Linked DNA regions of Homo sapiens: region 1 is linked to region 2. Evidence: chromatin loops called from intact Hi-C (ENCODE). Cell type or tissue: mammary epithelial cell. All regions are shown on one strand. Each heading gives the region's core, and the rest is flanking DNA. Links, peaks and the distances in the headings are about the cores only.

Region 1 (6,868 bases), core at 1,757-4,256, 430 kb before region 2:
ACTCAGTAAGATCCAAGATTAGTGGCACTGCTTGCTGCCTGATGACTAAGGCAATTAAATAAGTCTCAGTGCTGGCACAGCACCGCAATAACAAATCCCATAGTGTCAAACGCCTCTGCCAGATGGATTGCTCAAACCTTTGGAAGCGTTCTCAAGTACACATAGTTAATCACTGCAGGCCCAGTTCGTGGAAAAATGACATGGTACTTGTGTGGGCGGAAGGTTCCTGTCACTTTCCTTGGGCCATCAATCCCATTGTCAGCTTCTATAGCCAATATTGTCCTGATTCCCCTTCTTGGGGCTCAAGATATTTAAGTATTAGAAATATGATGAATTTAGGAGATCTTGTGATATTTTTTCCAAATATTTTAGATTTTTCTAGAACAGGCCTGATTTCAAATACTGTACCATTGCCTTGAAAAGTACATCATACTCATCATATTGTGTCTCAATTTTTACTTTAAAAGCAGGTTATAGCATTTCTTCTATTCGGCTTATTAAAGAATGTAAGTTACTTGCCCAAGAGGGATGCATATATTGAAAAGTAAGTTAAGCCTTGTGAAAACCTAATTAAAGCTAATATTAAATACACTTATGCCAATAAATCAACAAAGCATTTATTTTTCCTTCAATCAGTGTTTACCACGTTCAGGGAACTTGATGAGATAGAGACTCAGCATGCTGTGATCTCTCTCTTCAAGGAGTTTACAGTTTAATTGAAGATGAATGCACTCGTGAATGATTGTGAACAAGAGGCATAGATAAGCAAGGGTGATAATTGGCACAGATTGTTACTGTTGTAGAAGTTCAGGAAGAGAGAAACAAGTATAGGAAGAAATAGTCAAACAAGTCTTAGAAAGGGGGTGGCAGATGGCCTTGACCTCTAAGGTCTTGCTGGACTTGGATAGATACAGAGGAAGAGTGTCCATATAGGAAAAATACTGAAGCCAAGAGACTGTGGTGGGCATATATGCCAAGATTAGGCTGCAGGGGTGGAGGGTTTGTCTAAGAGAAAGGAGACAAGAATGAAGATAGGTAAGGTTGGAATATGGAAAGCCTCAGGACAGGCAGAAGCTCTCAGACTTAATGGAGTAGTCTGGGGGGAAATCACTAGAAAGTTCTGATGAAGAGTTAAATTTCAGGACCCTTAAGCTGGATAAGAAGCAGGATAAACTAAGGTCTTCCATCATGATTCAGATGATAGTAAGGAGGCCTTAGACTAACTTGGTATAAGTGAAATGGAAAAGGAAAGAGAGATGTAAGTGATATTGAAAAAGATCTATTAAGACTAGGTGCAAGAAATAAAGGAGAATGGGTCATGGTCTACTCCAAACCCAGCCACAGTGTCTGTGGTAATCAGTGAATAAATCTACATTACATGGAATTGAGAGAATGTTGATGCCACTGACAGAAAGGAGACTTCAGAAAGTAATCTATTTGGGTTTGAATTTATGATTGTAAGATGATGAAGTCCAAATTAAAGTATCTCTTAATCAATGAGGTGCGTAGATGTCAGGTGAAAGGTCATAAAAAAAGAATCACTGGCAAGAATATGATGCTGAAGCCATGATAAAGGCTGAACATTCCCAGGAAGGGAGGTTTTTAACCCTTAAATTTGAAGACTGGTTATATCCTACATGGAAGGTCTGTCCGGGGATGAGCAACGTTACAATAGCAGAGCTGTGGGCATAATTTTACCAACTTGATCAAATAGCATTTTAGCATTGAAACACTGTGTGAGAGATAGTTTGAAAATATATTGACTTCTGCTAAATTTAAAAAATGAAATTTCAAAATTAATGAAATGTGTTTCAAACCTCCAGGCTGACACATTAAGCGAATCAACATGGTATATGGGTGGGAGGGGGTTGAGGGTTGAAAAATTGCCTATTTGGTACAATGTTCATTGTTTAGGTGATGGGTACACTAGAAGCCCAAACCTCACCACTACATAATATATCCATGTAACAAACCTGCACATGTATCCCCTGAATCTATAATTTAATATATATATGTGTGTGTGTGGGTGTGTGTGTGTGTGTTGTGTGTGTGTGTATTTTTTAAAGGCAAATATAAGCATGTTAAAAAAAAAAACATGGTGTGTGGCATAACTTGTATCTTCCACCACCTCTGTTTCTAGAATACTATGCCATGATTAAGTAGGGTAGGTTTTTCTGTGGAGCTCTGACATACATTTTATCACAACTATCTTGCTGTGTTGCAGTTGTTATCATCCTGATTCTTATATGAGAAAACCAAAGACCACAGAAATTTGGTAGCTTGCTTCAGATCAAATAGTCAGTGAATGGCAGAAATAAGGCTATTACCAAGAGTTTCTTGTTTCAAATGCCATGCTTTTTCTGCTATGTGATGAGAAGTCATGTTCAATGGCAATGCAGAAAAGGTGGGACCTCATCCAAAAAGCCAGATGAACAAATTCCTGCAATGCTAGGTCTGCAAGAAGAGTTACAAGGGCACAGACTGCTAACTTCTTTTCACTTTCTGTATCCCACAGGGTATATGCACATGCACACATTCACACACACACACACACACACACACACACACACACACACACACAAATCTGCAAGGCCTCTGGGGATCACGAGGTGAATTACAGTCCATTGCAGGTACATAGTTGTAGGATACATGAGGAGTAATTATGCTGCTATATATTAATACTTAATAGATATTGGTGCTTTGCTATTTACAAACTTTCAAACCGTTGATACAGATGAACAAAGTTCCTTTTCAGAGCAAAAGCCCACCATTTCTACTCTTCACCAACAGATGGCACCATGATTGTGCACAGACATTTTAGTCTTGGCTTAAGTTTGTTACTCTGTGGCCAAAATCATAAACTCAGGCAGGTAAAGTAAGTGAATGAAGTGAGACCCAGGTAAGGCAATAGGGAGTGAAACTGTGAATGACTGTGTCTGCCCAGTCAAAAGTGGACAGCCAAATCTCAGCTCTAGACCATTGCTATCGCGCAGGTTAGAGGCCCACTATTGTAAGATACCCTGATTTTTCAAGAGAGTATGAAAATTCATGTGAAAAGTCTGACTTTCGTTTGAATGCTCTTGGTTTTTTAATTTGGCAGCTAATTCACATAGCAGCACTGTGTAGATGAAACACATGCACATCTGCAGGCCAGATTGTGCTTGTGTGTTTTGTTTTGTTTCTTGAGATGGAGTCTCGCTCTGTAGCCCAGTCTGGAGTTCAGTGGCATGATCTCAGCTCACTGCAACCTATGTCTCCCAGGTTCAAGCAATTCTCCTGCCTCACCCGCCTGAGCAGCTGGGACTACAGGCGTGCGCCACCATGCCCGGCTAATTTTTGTATTTTTAGTAGAGACAGGGTTTCACCATGTTGGCCAGGCTGGTCTCGAATTCCTGACCTCAGGTGATCCACCTGCCTTGGCCTCCCAAAGTGCTAGGATTACTGTCATGAGCCACCGCGGCCGGCCTGTGTTTGTGTTTTTTGAGTTAGTTTATTAACATCATTAACTTCATCATTTCCAAAAAGTGCAAATTAGGAAGAGTGATGAGAGTCATAAGAAGAGAGCCAAGAAAGTTAAGAAAGTCTGAACTAATGCCGTCAATATGTGTGCTCTCTGGAAAAGCCTAACTTTACACAGATATGGATATTTTAATTGATTTGAAAGTGATACTTTGGATTCATGAACCAATGGACTTACAAACAGCTTTTAAGATCCTTATGTGTCATCAAGACAAAAGTGCCGACAGCAAACATTTATACTGTGAACCTTCTTTAAAAAGAGATTCTCTTAACATATTTATATAAGGGATGCTGCTCTGTGACTCCAGGAAGGTTGAAAGCCTCTGAAATATTTTAAAAGTTACATCAAACCGGCCGGGCACGGTGGCTCACACCTGTAATCCTAGCACTTTGGGAGGCCAAGGTGGGCAGATTGCCCGGGCTCAGAAATTCGAGACCAGCCTGGGCAACACCGTGAAACCCCATCTCTACTAAAACACAAAAAATTAGCCAGGCGTGGTGGCATGTGCCTGTAATCCCAGAGACTTGGGAGGCTGAGGCAGTAGAATCACTTGAACCTGGGAGGCAGAGGTTGCAGTAAGCCGAGATTGTGCCACTGCACTACAGCCTGGGCGACAGAGTGAGACCCCATCTCCAAAAAAAATAATAATAACTAAAAGTTACATCAAACATGAATTTTGAAGGCAAGATTAGTTGAGAAAAAAACAATTTTATCACTAATTAAGAGAGGGACCAGAGAAAAGGTATTTTGGTATGGTGATAAAACTATATGGGATTTGTAATCAGAAGGCCTGGACTTTAATCTTAGCTCTGTTATTTATATCTACCTTACCTTGGGCAAGTCTTGTAACATTTATGTGTTTAATTTCATTTTTATAGAGTAGGAGTTAATAATTACTTTCCTTACAAAATTGTATTAATTGTAAGTATATAATAATGTTTCTAAATCAAAAAATTGAACAAGCATTTAATTTTTTAAAAAATTGCTGTTAAAATTTTAATGATAATGAAGAAGAAGAGGATGATGTTGGAGAAGAATAAATATATCAGATGAAGTGCATAAAGCAGAAATCATTTGCACTCTGTTAAAAACAAATCTTTCCTGGCTCTGTCTAGACTGAAAGGGAATACGGACTTCTCAGGGACATTGCTATAAAGGATACTAGTCCCAAAACAATGTGAGCATGAGAGAACAACTGCATCCCAAAGCAGTTCAAGCAAAACTATCCTCAGGGCTGGGACTCAGTGAGTCCTGGACAGTGATTTTTAACAGTTTACCCTTACTTTTATAATTAAAATCATTTTTGTTGCATTGAAAAACTTGACTAGAGAATGAGATATATGGGGGTGCATACATCTGCACTGTGATTTTCAATACAGAAAGGTGCAAATGACAAGAGGAGGCCAACTGCCATTACACTGAGGGAGAATCCAGTGCTAGGATATGGGTAGTAAATGAGGGATCCTAGTGAAGTAGATACTATACTGCCACATTTATATTATTTTATATTAAATTTGTATATTAGGTTGGTGCAAACATAATCATGGTTTTTACCATTACTTTTAATGGCAAAAATATGTGATTACATTTGCACCAACCAACTATATATATATATATATATATACACACACACACACACACATATACATGTATATATATACAAATTTATATCATTTTATAGCTAGTCTTTGACACTGTATATGTCATGATTTCTTCAGCTAATTTATTAATTTAAAAAGATTTTGAAGGAGACATCCATTTCAGCCATGATTGAATAATTAGAGCTGGATTTACCCTCCCATCATAAACTACTAGAAAATTGGCAAAATAATAAGGAAACGGCTTTGGGATATTAGGCAACAGGCAATGCAGGGATGTGATTCCTGGGAGAAGAGAGACAAATGAAGTGAACCCAGCTATCTGCTTGAGGGTGTTTCTGGATCATGAATCTTGGAGAGAGATTCATTTTACTTGAGGAGACACAGACTGAATTATGAGGAGGCTAAATTGGCTACAACATGTAGGGCAGAGTACTGGGGAGTGTGGGGAAGTTCATGGAAGAAGAGCTCATGAAAATTTCATAAGGATCAACACCATATTAAATGTAAATGGTTCAAACATTTTGATTAAAAGAGATTGTCAAATTGGATAAAAAAGAAAGACAACTATATGCTGCTTACAAGAAACTCATTTTACACATAAAAACACAAATAGGTCAGAAGTTAAAAAGATAAAACAAGATATATCGTACTAACATTTAAAAGTAAATAAGAAAAATATTGTTTCTATGTTAATACCAAACAAAATTAACTTCACAGCAAAGAATATTACCAGAAACAAACAAGTTATTTCATAATGATAGAAGTTAATTAATCAAGAGAACAAAAAAATCCTAAATGTATGTACACTTAATAATAGATCTTTAAAATATATGAAACAGAAATGAATAAACTGCAAGGAGGAATAGACAATTTACAATTATAATTGGAGAGTTCAGAACCCCTACACCTCCTTCTCAATAATTGATCAAATAAGTAGACATAAAATTAGTAGGATATAGAAGATTTAAACAACTCTGTCAACCAAATTGATCTAATTGATATTTATAGGATAGTCCACTGAACAACAGCAGAATGCTCATTTTTCTCAAATGCACACACAACATTTACTAAGACAGACCATATTCTTGGGACATAAAAGAAGTCTCAAAAAATATAAAAGGGTTCAAGTCTCACACAATGTATTTTCTGACCAAAATGGAATTAAATTATAATCCATAACAGAAAGTAATCTGGAAAAAAATCTTCAAATATTTGGAAACAAAATAACACACTTCTAAGCAATCAATGAGTCAAAGAAGAAATCAAAAGACTACAAAGTATTTTAAACCAAGTGAAGGTGAAAACACAAAATTCCCATACTTGTTTGATGCAACTAAAGCAGTAATAGAAAGTATTAAAGAGGATAAAGAAGTATTAACTGTTTTATAGTAACAAATACTATACTAATAAATTTGACGATATAGATTAAATGGGCACATTCCTTGAAATATAAATGGCTAAAGTTCCTATAAGCAGGAATAAATAACCTGAATAGGACTTCTATCTATTAAAGAAATTGTAGTTAAAAACTTTCCCACAAAGAAAAGTCCAGGCGCATATGACTTAACTGAGGAATTCTAGCAAACATGTAAGAAAAAATGAATACCAATTTTATGCAAACCCTTCCAAGAAATTGAAGAGAAGAGATTATTTCCCAATTCCTTTTATGAGGCCAGCATTACAAACATATTGCAAGGAAAAACACCCTGCACATATATGATCAATTCAGTTTTGATAAGGTGCCAAG
Region 2 (6,868 bases), core at 2,581-5,080:
GGCGTGAGCCACCAAGCCCGGCCACGTCATTATTTCAAATGTCCTTTTAATTCAAGTCCTTTATTTATAAGACTTGAACTTCTTTGGGATAGGGTTATATTCCAAAATAGCCTATAAATAATAAATTCTTAAGGAAATTTTTGATTGATTGTTGGTCATTAGATACTTTCTACTAGAGGACTAATGTCGTAGGAAACATTCATACATTGGCTCATTTTCTTAGTCATCCAACCAACATTTGTTCAACTCCCACTATGTTCCTTCCAAATCTAATTGAACTTATCTGGAAGTTTTGAAACAATGACTAGAGAGGCAAGATAATGAAATACAGATAAATGCATATAGTAAGACCCCCTCCTTCTCAGGTGTTTCTTTGGGTTTTTTCTATTTGCTCTTTAAAATAGAAAATTGCCCTGTAGCTTTCTCCGATTATCTTTCATTGCCTATGTAACAGACACCCCGAAATTCAGTGGCTTAACATAACAGTTTATGCTCGTCTCTTGTAGCCCAGAGGGTTGACTGGGCTCAGTGGGTAGTCTGTGTCCAGGATCTGTCATACGGCTGGAGCTTGAAGGGTCTAAAGGCTCAAGTGGGATAGATGCCCAAGATGGCTCACTCGTGTGGCCTGTGTTGACACTAGCTGCTGACTGGGAGCTCAGCTCGGTTGCCAACTGGTATATCTACACATAGCCTCTCCATGTGCTTTGGGCTTTCCACAGCCTGGTGGCTGGGTTGTGAAAGATTATAACATTATAAGAGCAGGCATTTAAGAGACACAGGTGGAAGCTGTAAGACTTCTATGGCCCAGCCTTAGAAGTCCCAGAATGTCACTGCCATTGGTTCTATCAGTCAAACTAGTCACTCAGGCCAGCCCAGATTCAGAAGAGGAGAATTAGCCTCTGTCTCTTGACATGCGCATATGGAGAAGAGGAATCCGCGACAGCCATCTTGCTGACTTCCTATCTTAAGAGAAGTCCCCCAGCTACCATCATCCAGTGGTTGACAGGAGCTCTTTGTTTTCTCAGTCAGTTCTCACAAAAGCCTGGTGAGATAGGTCTTATTATTTCTCCTATGTTGGAGATGGCAAAAATAAGCTCAGAATACTTGTGTGGCCAGTTCAAGGTCAAACAAACTGTAAAGTGCAGAGTAGGGTGTTAAACCCTGGATCCCTAGCTCAAAGCACAGGGTTGTTTTTGTTTTTTTCCATTATGCAACTCTCCCTGGAATTATGACAGCATGTGAACAGCACCCATAGAAAAAGAAGATGGAAGGAAAAGAAAGGGTGGATAGAGGTGCTTTCATTTAAGTGGTTGTAATTATCTGATGATGGCAGTTTCTATACCACAGCCCGTTACTCTTAAGGTAACATTTTTGGATGTTCAAGCCCTCAAGCACTCTTGTTTTATAGGAAAATGGTCTCTAATTTTAGACAAAGCCGTTCAAGAGTACATACTTCAGCCAAATGGAAGCTCAACGTATAATCTGAATTGCAATTTACTGTAGGGTAATACGTTTTTATTAAATGAAACAAATGTTCTCTAGTAATTTTTAAATTGTCTTGAAAATAAGGCTAAGATTAATCCTGCTATCAAATCTGAGCTTTAAAAATTAATTAGAAGACAGAATTTAGTATTCTGCTATAATGCAAGTTGGATTTTTAAATAAACACTTAATCCTGCAAAGAAAACACAATTCACAGAACAAGGGAGCTCAATTATTTCAGCCTCTTTTCTCATTTCCTTTCAGCTGCAGGGGGCAGCACTGCTCAGCTAATGGCTTTTTTCTTTTTCTTTTTTCCTTTCCTAACAAAAGGAAGAGTCATTTCCTTCTATACAATGTTTTCATCCCTGCTCTCCATTGTACAATGTGTGGCTTTCTTGAGGCACTGCCTCTCGAGTCCCTACCTCAAACTTCACTTCAAATAGGAGATTTTATGTTGGGGAAAGAAGGATTGGTAAAGAATTCTTACTTAAAAAAAATCCTGCCCTCTCCCTCTCTCCCTCTCTCCCTCTGTCCCTCTCCCTCTCCCTCTCCCCACGGTCTCCCTCTCCCTCTCTCCACGGCCTCCCTCTGATGCCGAGCTGAAGCTGGACGGTACTGCTGCCTGATTCTCCTGCCTCAGCCTGCCAGCGCGCGCCGCCACGCCTGACTGGTTTTCGTATTTTTTTGGTGGAGACGGGTTTCGCTGTGTTGGCTGGGCTGGTCTCCAGCTCCTAACCGCGAGTGATCCGCCAGCCTCGGCATCCTGAGGTGCGGGGATTGCAGACAGAGTCTCGTTCACTCCGTGCTCAATGGCGCCCAGGCTGGAGTGCAGTGGCGTGATCTCGGCTCGCTACAACCTTCACCTCCCAGCAGCCTGCCTTGGCCTCCCAAAGTGCCGAGATTGCAGCCTCTGCCCGGCTGCCACCCCGTCTGGGAAGTGAGGAGCGTCTCTGCCCGGCCGCCATCCCATCTAGGAAGTGAGGAGCGCCTCTTCCCGGCCGCCATCCCATCTAGGAAGTGAGGAGCGCCTCTTCCCGGCCACCCATCATCTGAGATGTGGGGAGCACCTCTGCCCTGCCGCCCCGTCCGGGATGTGAGGAGCGTCTCTGCCCGGCCGCCCCCTCTGAGAAGTGAGGAGACCCTCTGCCTGGCAACCGCCCCGTCTGAGAAGTGAGGAGCCCCTCCGCCCAGCAGCCACCCCGTCTGGGAAGTGAGGAGCGTCTCTGCCCGGCAGCCACCTCGTCCGGCAGGGAGGTGGGGGGGTCAGCCCCCCGCCCGGCCAGCCACCCCGTCCGGGAGGGAGGTGGGGGGATCAGCCCCCCGCCCGGCCAGCCGCCCCGTCCGGGAGGTGAGGGGCGCCTCTGCCCGGCCGCCCCTACTGGGAAGTGAGGAGCCCCTCTGCCTGGCCGGCCGCTCCGTCCAGGAGGGAGGTGGGGGGGTCAGCCCCCCGCCCGGCCAGCCGCCCCGTCCGGGAGGGAGGTGGGGGGGGTCAGCCCCCCACCTGGCCAGCCGCCCCGTCCGGGAGGTGAGGGGCGCCTCTGCCCGGCCGCCCCTACTGGGAAATGAGGAGCCCCTCTGCCCGGCCACCACCCCATCTGGGAGGTGTGCCCAGCGGCTCATTGAGAACGGGCCATGATGACAGTGGCAGTTTTGTGGAATAGAAAGGGGGGAAAGGTGGGGAAAAGATTGAGAAATCGGATGGTTGCCGTGTCTGTGTAGAAAGAGGTAGACGGGGGAGACTTTTCATTTTGTTCTGTACTAAGAAAAATTCTGCCTTGGGATCCTGTTGATCTGTGACCTTACCCCCAACCCTGTGCTATCTGAAACATGTGCTGTATCCACTCAGGGTTGAATGGATTAAGGGCGGTGCAAGATGTGCTTTGTTAAACAGATGCTTGAAGGCAGCATGCTCCTTAAGAGTCATCACCACTCCCTAATCTCAAGGACCCAGGGACACAAACACTGCGGAAGGCCGCAGGGTCCTCTGCCTAGGAAAACCAGAGACCTTTGTTCACTTGTTTATCTGCTGACCTTCCCTCCACTATTGTCCTGTGACCCTGCCAAATCCCCCTCTGCGAGAAACACCCAAGAATGATCAATTAAAATAAATAATAAATAAATAAATAAATAAATCCTATTTCTGTATAAAGCTATCCTTCCTCTGACTAGAAACAACTAGGAAATAAAGAGAAGACAAAGATAAAAAGGAAAGTCAACACTAAGTCACATCATCATTGAAGGCGTCCGTGGGGAATGTCGTTGACGGTGCACCTATCGGGTGTTTGTGTCTTGAAAAATCAAACCCTTTGGAGGCAAGGGCAGTCCTTGGCTTTGGTCCATTATATGTTACAGGACTCCTGAAGGCTGAGGGGTAAGTCCCTATTTTCCATAGGTTTTTCCTAAATGAGGAAGGGCAAGAAATAGTAATTATCTGAGCCGTGCTGCCCCCTGCTGGTAGCAGTTATGCAACCCTGCAAACATGTTCCCTAAATCCGTTTCCAACGTTTGTTCAGAACTCCAAAGCTCTCATAGATCATCCAGGTCATACTCTCCCTGCCCAACTTCATCCCTTCTGCAGAGTGGAAGCTGCAGCCAGCCCTTGGAGGGGAAATGACTTATCATCACAGGTTTTAGCTCAGGTCTCTTTCTACACTACCCAACATCACGGAACACCCAATACACGAAATTCACATGATAGTGCTGTTTGGACATTCTTTTAAAAGACATACATTGGAGTCCAGAGCTCTATGGTGAATCTTATCCTTCGGATCTGACCTATTTAATCAGAACTGTCAGAATTTTCTTTAAACACTGAAATATGATACTTAGGATAAGTGTGGTATTTATGATTTCCCATATCTCTTTCATGGAATAAAATAATAGAAAACTTTACTTACTATTCTGTAGTCTAGTTTCTGGAGAAAGTAATCTTTCATAACTGGAGCTAGTGATTTGAGGCTGCAATTAAGATAAAGGAATTTGATATTTACAGAGCCAGGACGTTCCAATAGTCTTTCTAAATTTTCATGTATTTAACTAAGCTATATTTAGGCTTTATTCATACTTGAGCTTTATATATAAATCGAATGACCAGAGAAAATTTTGTCTAAAATTTTAATCGTCAATGCTTATTGGAAAGTTCAGAATTTCACAGTGGCCCAGCAAGGTAATTAATGTGAATCAACTGGCTTGTCTATTCTTTTGGTACCTATCCACACACTCTGATTAACTAATTTGATTACCAGTTCAAAGATAGTGTCTGTCTTAGCCAGTTTGAGCTGCTATAATAAAGTACCATAGACTGGGTGGTTTATGAACAACAGAAGGTTATTTCTCCCTGTTCGGGAGGCTGGAAGTCTAAGATCTGGGTGGTAGCATGGGTGGGTTCTGGTGAGGACCCTCTCCTGGGTTGCAGACTTCTGTCTTCTTATTGTTGCTTCACATTGTAGAAAGAGACTGGAGAACTCTCTGCAGTTCCTTTTATAAGGGCACTAATCCCATTTGTGGGAGTTTCACCCTCAGGACCTAATCATCTTCCAAAGGCCCCATCTCCCAACACCATTGCATTGAGAGTTAGGATTTCAACATACGGACTTTGTGGGGACACAAACTTTCAGTTCATTGCAGTATCCATGTTACATTCATGGACATGGTAAATGATAGCTTTTAAACTTCCACATCTAATAAGGTGTTTTTCGCAACTGTAATACAATGACAACTGGGAAGCTTCTGTGTCAGAGATTCTTAACTTTCTTTACCAAGAACAAAAATCTCTTGCCTTGAGATGCCTTCATCCAGTCTCTAGTCAAAGCTCCATCTCAAACATGGTACCTACAAACCACTTGACTTTGGTCCCTTCTCATTTTGATAGCATTCTGGTATTTACGTTCTTAGTTCTCTCAATTTTAAAATCTTTTAACATAGAGTCTTACTCTGTTGCCCAGGCTGCAGTGCAGTGGTACAATCAGAGCTCACTGCAGACTTCAACTCCCGCGTTCAAGTGATCCTCCTGCCTCTGCCTCCCTGGTAGCTGGGACTACAGGTGTGCATCACCAAGACCAGCTAATATAAAATTAATTATTTTTTTTTAACAGACAGTCTTACTACATTGGCCAGCCTGGTCTTGAACTCCTGGCCTCAAGTGATCCTCCCATCCCAGCATCCCTAAGTAGTTGGGATTATAGGTATGAGTCACCATATCTGGCAGATTCTCAGTTCTTGACAATTTTTTATACAGTAAAAATGTCTTTCAATTTGTGTGTGTGTGTGTGTGTGTGCGTGTGTGCACGTGCTTGGGCATGCCTGGAGAATGAGCTAAGCTGTAAGCTTCCAGAAGGCAGGTGCTGAGTCTTTCTTTCTTGGATATTCTTCTGCAGTGCCTGGTACAATCTTCTACCGAGGGAAGAACTCAAACTATGTTGGCTGATGCACGTGGTGTTTCTTAGAAAACTGATTATAGGAAAAGTCTCACGAAGCCTACCAGACCTTGCCCTTCTTAACAAATGTGTCTGTTTCTCCCAAGACACTGTCTGCTTATCCTGCAGCCTGCGTGTTTTCTAGTCACTACCAATTAGCATAATTACTATCTCAAGGCCTTGCCCTTTATTGATCCTGGTAGTTACAGCAGTTTACAGTCACGAGACGTGCTGACAGAAGGTACAAATATATTCACCAGGACCTCCAATGGAGTTCTGTCCCTTTTCTTGCTTTTCAGAATTGCTTTTGTCTGCTTTTGTTTCAGAGTGTGCCTTCCTTTTCCTCATTTCCCCCAAGTTTGCTGTGGCAGAAGTTCAGTAGATCACTCAACACAGCGCCAGAGAGCCGTAGGAAGATATTTACAACAAGAGCTTAGTTTCAATACAGACTAACGTGCTCAATCTGTCAAAATAAATGTAAAGTCAGATAAATAATCAGCAAGGTATTTATCAAATGCCATGCCGGCACCATATGGAGGGTTATTCAGGGATTTTTAGTTAATAGAAGGGGTGGAGGCTGGAGTCCCTGGGTTCTGAAAAGACTCTCACCAAGATGCTATTAAAGAAATGAACTAACAGTGAGAAGGCTGGCAGAATACCAGCCTATATCCTGAACCATTGTCAAGAAAAGGTATTCTTGAGCCTGTAGAAACTAGAAGTACTTGACAGAAGTGGTGACATTCATTGACATAAAGAATACTGTTTCTAATCTATATAAGAGTGCGCCAAGCCAAGGATTTATTACATACAATAAAACTACTATTTGGTGATACTGAATATATGTCTTGTGCATATTTGGATGCATATAAAATAAGCATCCAGGAACAAGATGGGCCTAAGAGAGATCAGGAGAGGAAGCACTCTTAGGGCAGAAATATCAGAAGGGTTCCTCCCACTTCATCCTCCTGAGT

What was found. Hi-C counts contacts between places; a loop is a spot of excess contacts. Peaks named below come from ENCODE experiments on the same cell type or tissue, not always from the same donor. Only the 100,000 strongest peaks of a DNase experiment are listed, where the experiment ranks them.
Region 1: it touches region 2 in a loop (11-fold over the local background); 2 of 110 quality-filtered maps call a loop at or near these places.

What each region holds. Positions count from the first base shown.
Region 1 is chr6:148,604,681-148,611,548 of GRCh38, reverse strand. No RefSeq gene overlaps it. Among named protein-coding and RNA genes, the nearest start is that of UST, 140 kb to the left of the region's middle. In mammary epithelial cell, for the core only: a CTCF peak has its summit at 2,788 (motif pointing right); no DNase peak of the experiment used is centred there.
Region 2 is chr6:148,174,883-148,181,750 of GRCh38, reverse strand. No RefSeq gene overlaps it. Among named protein-coding and RNA genes, the nearest start is that of SASH1, 160 kb to the left of the region's middle. In mammary epithelial cell, for the core only: a CTCF peak has its summit at 3,935 (motif pointing left); no DNase peak of the experiment used is centred there.